Regions from separate parts of the Homo sapiens genome. Here region 1 is linked to region 2. Evidence: chromatin contacts called from ENCODE Hi-C data. All regions are on one chromosome and are shown on one strand. The core of a region is the stretch at or near the end of the contact, and the rest is flanking DNA. Distances in the headings are between cores, read along the strand shown. Region 1 has its middle 63 kb from the start of TRAPPC11. Region 2 holds the start of FLJ38576 (a long non-coding RNA gene).

Region 1 (3,520 bases), core at 1,021-3,520, 2.5 Mb before region 2:
ATGGCAGCCTAATTCCTTTATCATAAGGTTCAGCTAAACAGCCATCGATGCAATTGTCTGAATTGAATGACGCTCATTGCATTGACGCATTGATCGCTGTTTAGCTGAACTGTATATTTAACTTAAATGTTTTAAAATTAGAAGTTTTTCAATTGGAAGTTGCAAAATGTAATTAAAGAATGCTATTCTGCATTCATTGACTGGAATTCTTAGAGAATTTTTTTTCCTCATCCACTAGGTCTATTTAATTACCCTACAATATAGTTCCTACAGCAAAGAGAACTTTTTTTCTTAATTCAGCCCATCAGACAAGGAAGCAAAGATAATTTTTAATAACCTAATTCCTTCTCTTTATTTGTAATTTTCTTCCTTTTTTTTTTTTTTTTTTGAGACGAGCCTAACTCTGTCACCCAGATGGGAGTGCAGTGGCATGATTTTGGCTCGCTGCAACCCCCGCCTCCCGGGTTCAAGTGATTCTCCTGCCTCAGCCTCCCAAGAGTAGCTGGGATTACAGGCGCGCACCACCAAGCCCCGCTAATCTTTGTATTTTTAGTAGAGACGGGGTTTCACCAGGATGGCCAGGCTGGTCTCGAACCCCTGGGCTCTAGTGATCTGCCCGCCTCAGCCTCCGAAAGTGCTGAGATTACAGGAGTGAGCCCCAGCGGCCGGCCTCTGTATTTTTAATTTTCAGTGTAACGAGTTGGTGGCCCTCCTATCTCTAATGTTATCCCAGAGCTTCGGTGTTTGTGCTTCGTGCCCTCTCCGTTTCTCCCCTGTTCTTATGGAATAATGATGTGCATTAGGAGCCTGGGGTCAGGAGTCCAAGGTTAGGGTGAGGGCTTTCCCGTGGTGTTGGCAGCAGCTGGCGCCTGCGCCCTCCGTGCAGGAGAGCAGCTCCCTCCAGCGGCTTCCCTCGCGCTTTGTGCCTTGCCCACCGCTCAGACGCTCTGCTCTGAAAAGTAAAGTTCACAAGGTATCTTCAGCTGCAAGGATAAAATCAAGAAGACAACTTCAAACACAACCTTTATCAACTTAAAATCAATATTAATGTACGAATGGTCCGAATGGTCACCTTGGGAAATCAGTGAAAGGGCCTGACATGGAGAAGAGATTAAATTATGTTTAATAAATGTTCATTTTATGTTCATTCTTTGAAAACGGGCACTCATTGAGTGACAGATCTTTTACCACACACAAACACTAACAGATACGCGTAACTGCGCCCTGCGACATTTTATTTTCCGGCTGCTCCCCCTCCGCTGTCAGGTGGGCAGTGTCCACGGTGCTTAGGGGAACAGGAGGGGTTCCGGTGCTGCTTCCCTTCCGTGCACAGAAAATCCACCCAGGCTGGCGCGGCGGCTCACGCCTGTAATCCCAGCACTTTGAGTGGCTGAGGGGGGCGGTTCACTTGAGGTCATGAGTTCGAGACCAGACTGGCCAACACGGTGAAACCGTCTCTACTAAAAATAAAAACCGTCTCTGCTAAAAAAATTAGCCAGGCTAGGTGGCGCGCCTGTAATCCCAGCACTCTGAGAGGACAAGGCGGGTGGGTCACCTGAGGTCAGGAGTTCCAGACCAGCCTGGCCAACAAGGTGAAACCGCATCTCTACTAAAAATACAAAAATTAGGCCGGGCGCGGTGGCTCACGCCTGTAATCCCAGCACTTTGGGAGGCCGAGGCGGGCGGATCACGAGGTCATAAGATCAAACCATCCTGGCTAACACGGTGAAACCCCGTCTCTACTAAAAATACAAAAAAATTAGCCGGGCGTGGTGCGGGCGCCTGTAGTCCCAGCTACTCGGGAGGCTGAGGCAGGAGAATGGCGTGAACCCGGGAGGCGGAGCTTGCAGTGAGCCGAGATCCCGCCACTGCACTCCAGCCTGGGGGAAAGAGCCAGACTCCGTCTCAAAAAAAAAAAATAAAAAATAAAAAATTAAATTAGCCTGGCGTGGTGGCAGACATCTGTAATCCCAGCTACTGGGGAGGCTGAGGTGCGAGAATCATTTGAACCCGGGAGGCGGAGGTTGCAGTGAGCCGAGATCGCGCCACTGCACTTCAACCTGGGCGACAGAGGGAGACCTCATCTCAAAAAAAAAAAAAAAAAACAAAAGAGGAAACAAACAAACAAAAAACCTACACCAGCCCAGCCTCTCTAGCGAGGCTCACCCGCCCGCCCGGCCCCCGCACCCGGTCTCGGCTTCTCTGGCCAGGCCGCGGGGCCGTTCGGCGCGGGGCGGGGCGTCGGGGAGTTTCCGCAGCGGTTAGACCGGCCAGGGGACCTCGGGACAATGAGCCTTTCTGTTTTAAAGCCGGAACCCAGCCGGGCCGCGCCGCGAGGAGGCTCCCCTGAGGCTGGCAGGAGAGACCTGCAGAAACTCGTGCGCGCCGAGCGAGGCGGGCGCCCTGGGGCTGGGGCACGCGGCCGGCGGGGGCCGCCAGGGAGCGGCCGTGGCGGGACCAGGACTACGGTGCGCCCCGCCGCCGCCAGCACCCGCCTTGGGAAGCCCGTCCGACGCGTACGCTGCAGGGGCCTTCAATAGGGGCTGTCGCCACCTGCACCCGCGCCGCTGCGGTTCGCAGGAAACTCCTGTGGCTTTTCGGAAGCACAATGCAGAACGCCCGGTGAGGGTTTGCAAAGCCGCCCTGGGAGATGCCGCAGTGTGAAACCTTTACGGTTGCACCTGGCCTCTCTGCTGCATCTGGCCTGTCTGCTGCACCTGGCCTCTCTGCCCCACCTGGCCTCTCTGCCCCACCTGGCCTCTCTGCTGCATCTGGCCTCTGCTGCGCCTGGCCTGTCTGCTGCATCTGGCGCCTGTTGCACCTGGCCTCTTGGCTGCAACTGGCCTCTCAGCTGCGCCTCTTTGTTGCCTCTGCAAACTCGGGTGCCCTGGAGCTTCCTACCCAGAAGTGAGTGCCGTGCACACTGCAGGTGCGAGGTGCCCCTCCTTCTGTCTGTTCTGTTTGGTTTGGCAGATGACAGCACTCTCAGTGGGGCCTGAAACCTTGACAGTCATGGCTTTCTTTGTAAGGACTCTCTTCCTTCATTAAATCGCTTGTATTTGGATTACAGAGATCTGTCATAAAGAGATTCAGTACTTAATAATAACGTGGGGAAAGGATCACCAGGTACTGTTAAGAAAAAAGCAAGGACAGAACAGTGAATACGGTAATGATCTTGTTTCGTAATACAAAACAAAACAGACACTATGCAAATACAAACCCAAAGGAAAATGATCATGCATAAAAATACTGTTTTTGGGCCGGGGGCTGTGGCCCATGCCTATAATCCCAGCACTTTGGGAGGCCAAGGCAGGAGGATCACTTGAGTCCAGGAGTTCAAGATCAGCCTCGGCAACAAAGCGTGACTTCGTCTCTACAAAAATTAAAAAGAAATTAGCCAGGCGCTGGTGTGGGCCTGTAGTCTCGGCTACTTGAAAGGCTGAGGTATGAGGATTGCTGGAGCCCAGGAGGTCAAGGCTGCATTGAGCTATGATTGTGCCACTGCACTCTAGGCTGGGCG
Region 2 (3,022 bases), core at 213-2,712:
TCCACAGAGGTTAGCAGAGACTGATACAGACAAACCCTTTTTCTTTCTAATTTTAGATTCAAGAGCACATGTGCAGGTTTGTTAAATTTGCCTGACGCTGAGGTTTGAGTTTCTATTGATCCCCTCACCTGAATAGGGAACACAGTACCCAATACACAGTTTTTCAACCATTACTCCCCTTCCTTCCTCCCCCTATTTTAGAATCCCCAGTATGTAGACAAATTGTTTACTTTTATAGCTGTAATTAACCTTATTATAGCTCAGCCTCAACCCTTTAGAGAGGAGGAAACTAAAGCCCATGAGACTTGCTTAAAGATACTAAGTGAACATATTTATTTTTTAAAGTGTTAAAGTGATTAAACAATGTAGACGTGAATGAAATAAAAAGCGTAAGTTCCCCATCTTCATTCCCACTCCATAGAGCTGATCAGTATTTTTACTTGCAGACATTAGTGGAGCCGTAGAGAAAGAAACCTTTTCTCCAAAAGAAGGCATTACTTTACACACTCCGTTCTGCAACTTGTTTTGTTCACTTGCTATTTCACGTCAGCCCATGCAGATGACTTAAAACAAATTCAAATGGAGAAAAGCCTTAGGCATGTTTTTCTCTGCACTAAAGAGGCCCTGCAGGTGGCTGTGGCCAACTTATGCAGTGGCTTCGAGTGAACGAACGTAATTAGTAATTAAGCAAAGCGGGCATCCAGGACATTCAGTTTCATCTTCCTGGCACTTTAGTGTTTAGGAAGGGCCTGGCCTCTCGGGGAGCGACACTCCTCGCCCGGCCACTTTGTAAGAAGCATCGAGCGTGGAAAAGGGGCTGGGGTCAGCACTGGGGCCCTCTGCCGGGAAGAGAGACTGGCGGCCAGCACACGCGTCTCCCCAGGCTGAAATGGGGCACCCTCTCGCGGCCCTTCCCTCCCTTCCCGGGCTGGGTGGCAGGTCTTGGCTCTTCTGCGAGTACCCCGCGGCTGCGGTCTCCCGGCACCCGCTGAGCAGCCTCGCCCGCCTTCCTCTCCCACCCGCCCCTGCGTGCTCTCCGGGGCTCCGGCTTCCTCGGTCTGGTGCCTGGTGCGTATTTTGGAAAATACCTGGCTCATAACCACCTCATTGAGCTCCCAGTGTCCCAGTGGGCCAGCGGACACACACGGGTAGCTGACTTCCCTAACGTGTCCCCAAAGCCTCCCTGGATTACAGCGCCCGCTGCTCCATGTGACCCCGCGGGAGCCAGGACGCGCCCCGCCTCCCGGGGCTGCAAGTTGCGCAGGGAGCGAGCGATGCGCAGCAGAGCTGGGCTCCGAGCCGGATGCGCCTTCCTTTCCTCTCCAGAGCAGGCTGCCCGCCCGCGGAATCCCGCACGTAGAGCAACCTCGCAGCACCCTCAGAACAGCCCCGCTGGGGCGCGCCGGGCTGCCGCGGTGACCTTTCCGACGCCCCTGACCCCGCATCCGGAGGCGGCCGGAAGTGTCGCCGGCCTCCTCCCGGCGCAGCCTCCGGGCCTCCAGTGCAATCACTACGCCCTGGGGCCCGGAAACCGTTTTCCGGTCTTTCGCTTTCGGCTGGGGCGTGGAGGCCGCGGTGCTGCGTAGGCCGGGCCGGGCGCAGGAACAGCCCCGTGGCGCCCTCTCTGGCCGCCGCCCGGGCGGGAAACGTCGTTCCGGGGACCGGGCGACCCCGCAGCGGGGAGCGCGCCAGGTCCGCGCGGGGAAGTGGGCGGTGTGCGGCCGGCACCGCCTCGCACCACGCCCCCGCGGGCCCGCACTTTCCCGGAGTGCACCCCGCGGCCGCCAGCCGGGGCGATGGCGGGGCTCTGGCTGGGGCTCGTGTGGCAGAAGCTGCTGCTGTGGGGCGCGGCGAGTGCCCTTTCCCTGGCCGGCGCCAGTCTGGTCCTGAGCCTGCTGCAGAGGGTGGCGAGCTACGCGCGGAAATGGCAGCAGATGCGGCCCATCCCCACGGTGGCCCGCGCCTACCCACTGGTGGGCCACGCGCTGCTGATGAAGCCGGACGGGCGAGGTAAGGGCCGGCGCTCCTCCTGGAGCGCAACGGGGTCCGCAGCCCCGTTCCCACCCTCCGATCAGCCAGGAACCCGCTGCTTGTGGCGCTGGCCGCAGGAGAGAGGAGCCTGTCACCCTGTGGAGAATGCACTCCCAGTTCTAGTCGTTGCCCCTTGGCACCCGCCGACACTGCTAGTGCCCCATCCCAAAGTGAGCATTTTCTTTGTGTGTAGCACAGGATGCGGTATTTCCAAACCCCTGCCCTCGGTCTTTTCCCACCTCACCGCTGCTCAGCTCTCAAAGCCCTGCCGTTTCCTCCTGCCTTGGCTTGGGAAGCCTTAGGAACAGAAGCTCCCTGGGAGCACAGAGCGGTTTTAAACTGGCCAACACCTTAACGCCCAGAGCCGCCCTCCTCTCGCTGCCACTTTGGAAAATAAGAGACTAGAGATTCACTGGACGCTTCCTCCCGGCATCACAAGACTTGACTGCTGCTTCAGTTCCCGCTTGACCTTCATACTTTAGCCCTTTAAAGGATGTTACATAATAACAATTAAGAGACGGCAGGGCCTTCAGGCAGACTTCTTTGGAGGGTGTCAAACGCCTTGTTTATTAAAGAGTGAATTTTTTAATTAAAATCATGTTTTAAAACAGAGATGGACATTTTATTGATGGAAAAAAATCACGTTAAGTTAGAAAGCTCTCAAAAGTACCTGGTATTTACAACTCCCTGTCAGGGAGGGCGAACTCGATCTCAGAGTTTTATTTTCATCAGGGATTACGTTGAGGTACCCAGAAATGAGAAGATTTGCCCAAAATGGCATATTTTAAAATTGGCCCAGACCAGAACCCAGTTTCCTCTGGGATTATTTGTTAGTAATCGTTTTACAGGCTGAGCATTAACTAACTCCAAAGCTTGAAGGACTTTTTCTCATTTTCACTTGTTTTCTCTAATAAAAATAATGCTGTAATTTCAACTTCACAAGATGAGGCCTCATGGAAGAGTGTTTACCAAAATATTAAAAATACTTTGA

What was found. A loop is a pair of places that touch in the nucleus more often than their neighbours do. Pooled maps may share reads with other maps.
Region 1: a map with no recorded cell type shows a loop between it and region 2 (17-fold over the local background). The contact joins the enhancer-like site here to the promoter of FLJ38576 in region 2. A Hi-C loop is called at or near these places in 4 of 37 single-sample maps with no recorded cell type and 3 of 50 pooled maps.

The regions. Positions count from the first base shown.
Region 1 is chr4:183,720,606-183,724,125 of GRCh38, forward strand. No RefSeq gene overlaps it. Among named protein-coding and RNA genes, the nearest start is that of TRAPPC11, 63 kb to the left of the region's middle. RefSeq lists a silencer at 2,097-2,626 and enhancers at 2,578-3,339, 2,737-2,786. Within about 2 kb of position 2,271, at least 20 of the 41 ENCODE cell types and tissues checked have a DNase peak (open chromatin) inside an H3K27ac peak, as active enhancers do.
Region 2 is chr4:186,190,028-186,193,049 of GRCh38, forward strand. It overlaps FLJ38576 (a long non-coding RNA gene), which reads right to left and starts at 1,463. Exons shown (of 1, transcript NR_046264.1): 1 at 1-1,463. CYP4V2 (cytochrome P450 family 4 subfamily V member 2) reads left to right here and starts at 1,540. Exons shown (of 11, transcript NM_207352.4): 1 at 1,540-2,010. The coding sequence starts at 1,797. RefSeq lists a silencer at 1,337-1,866.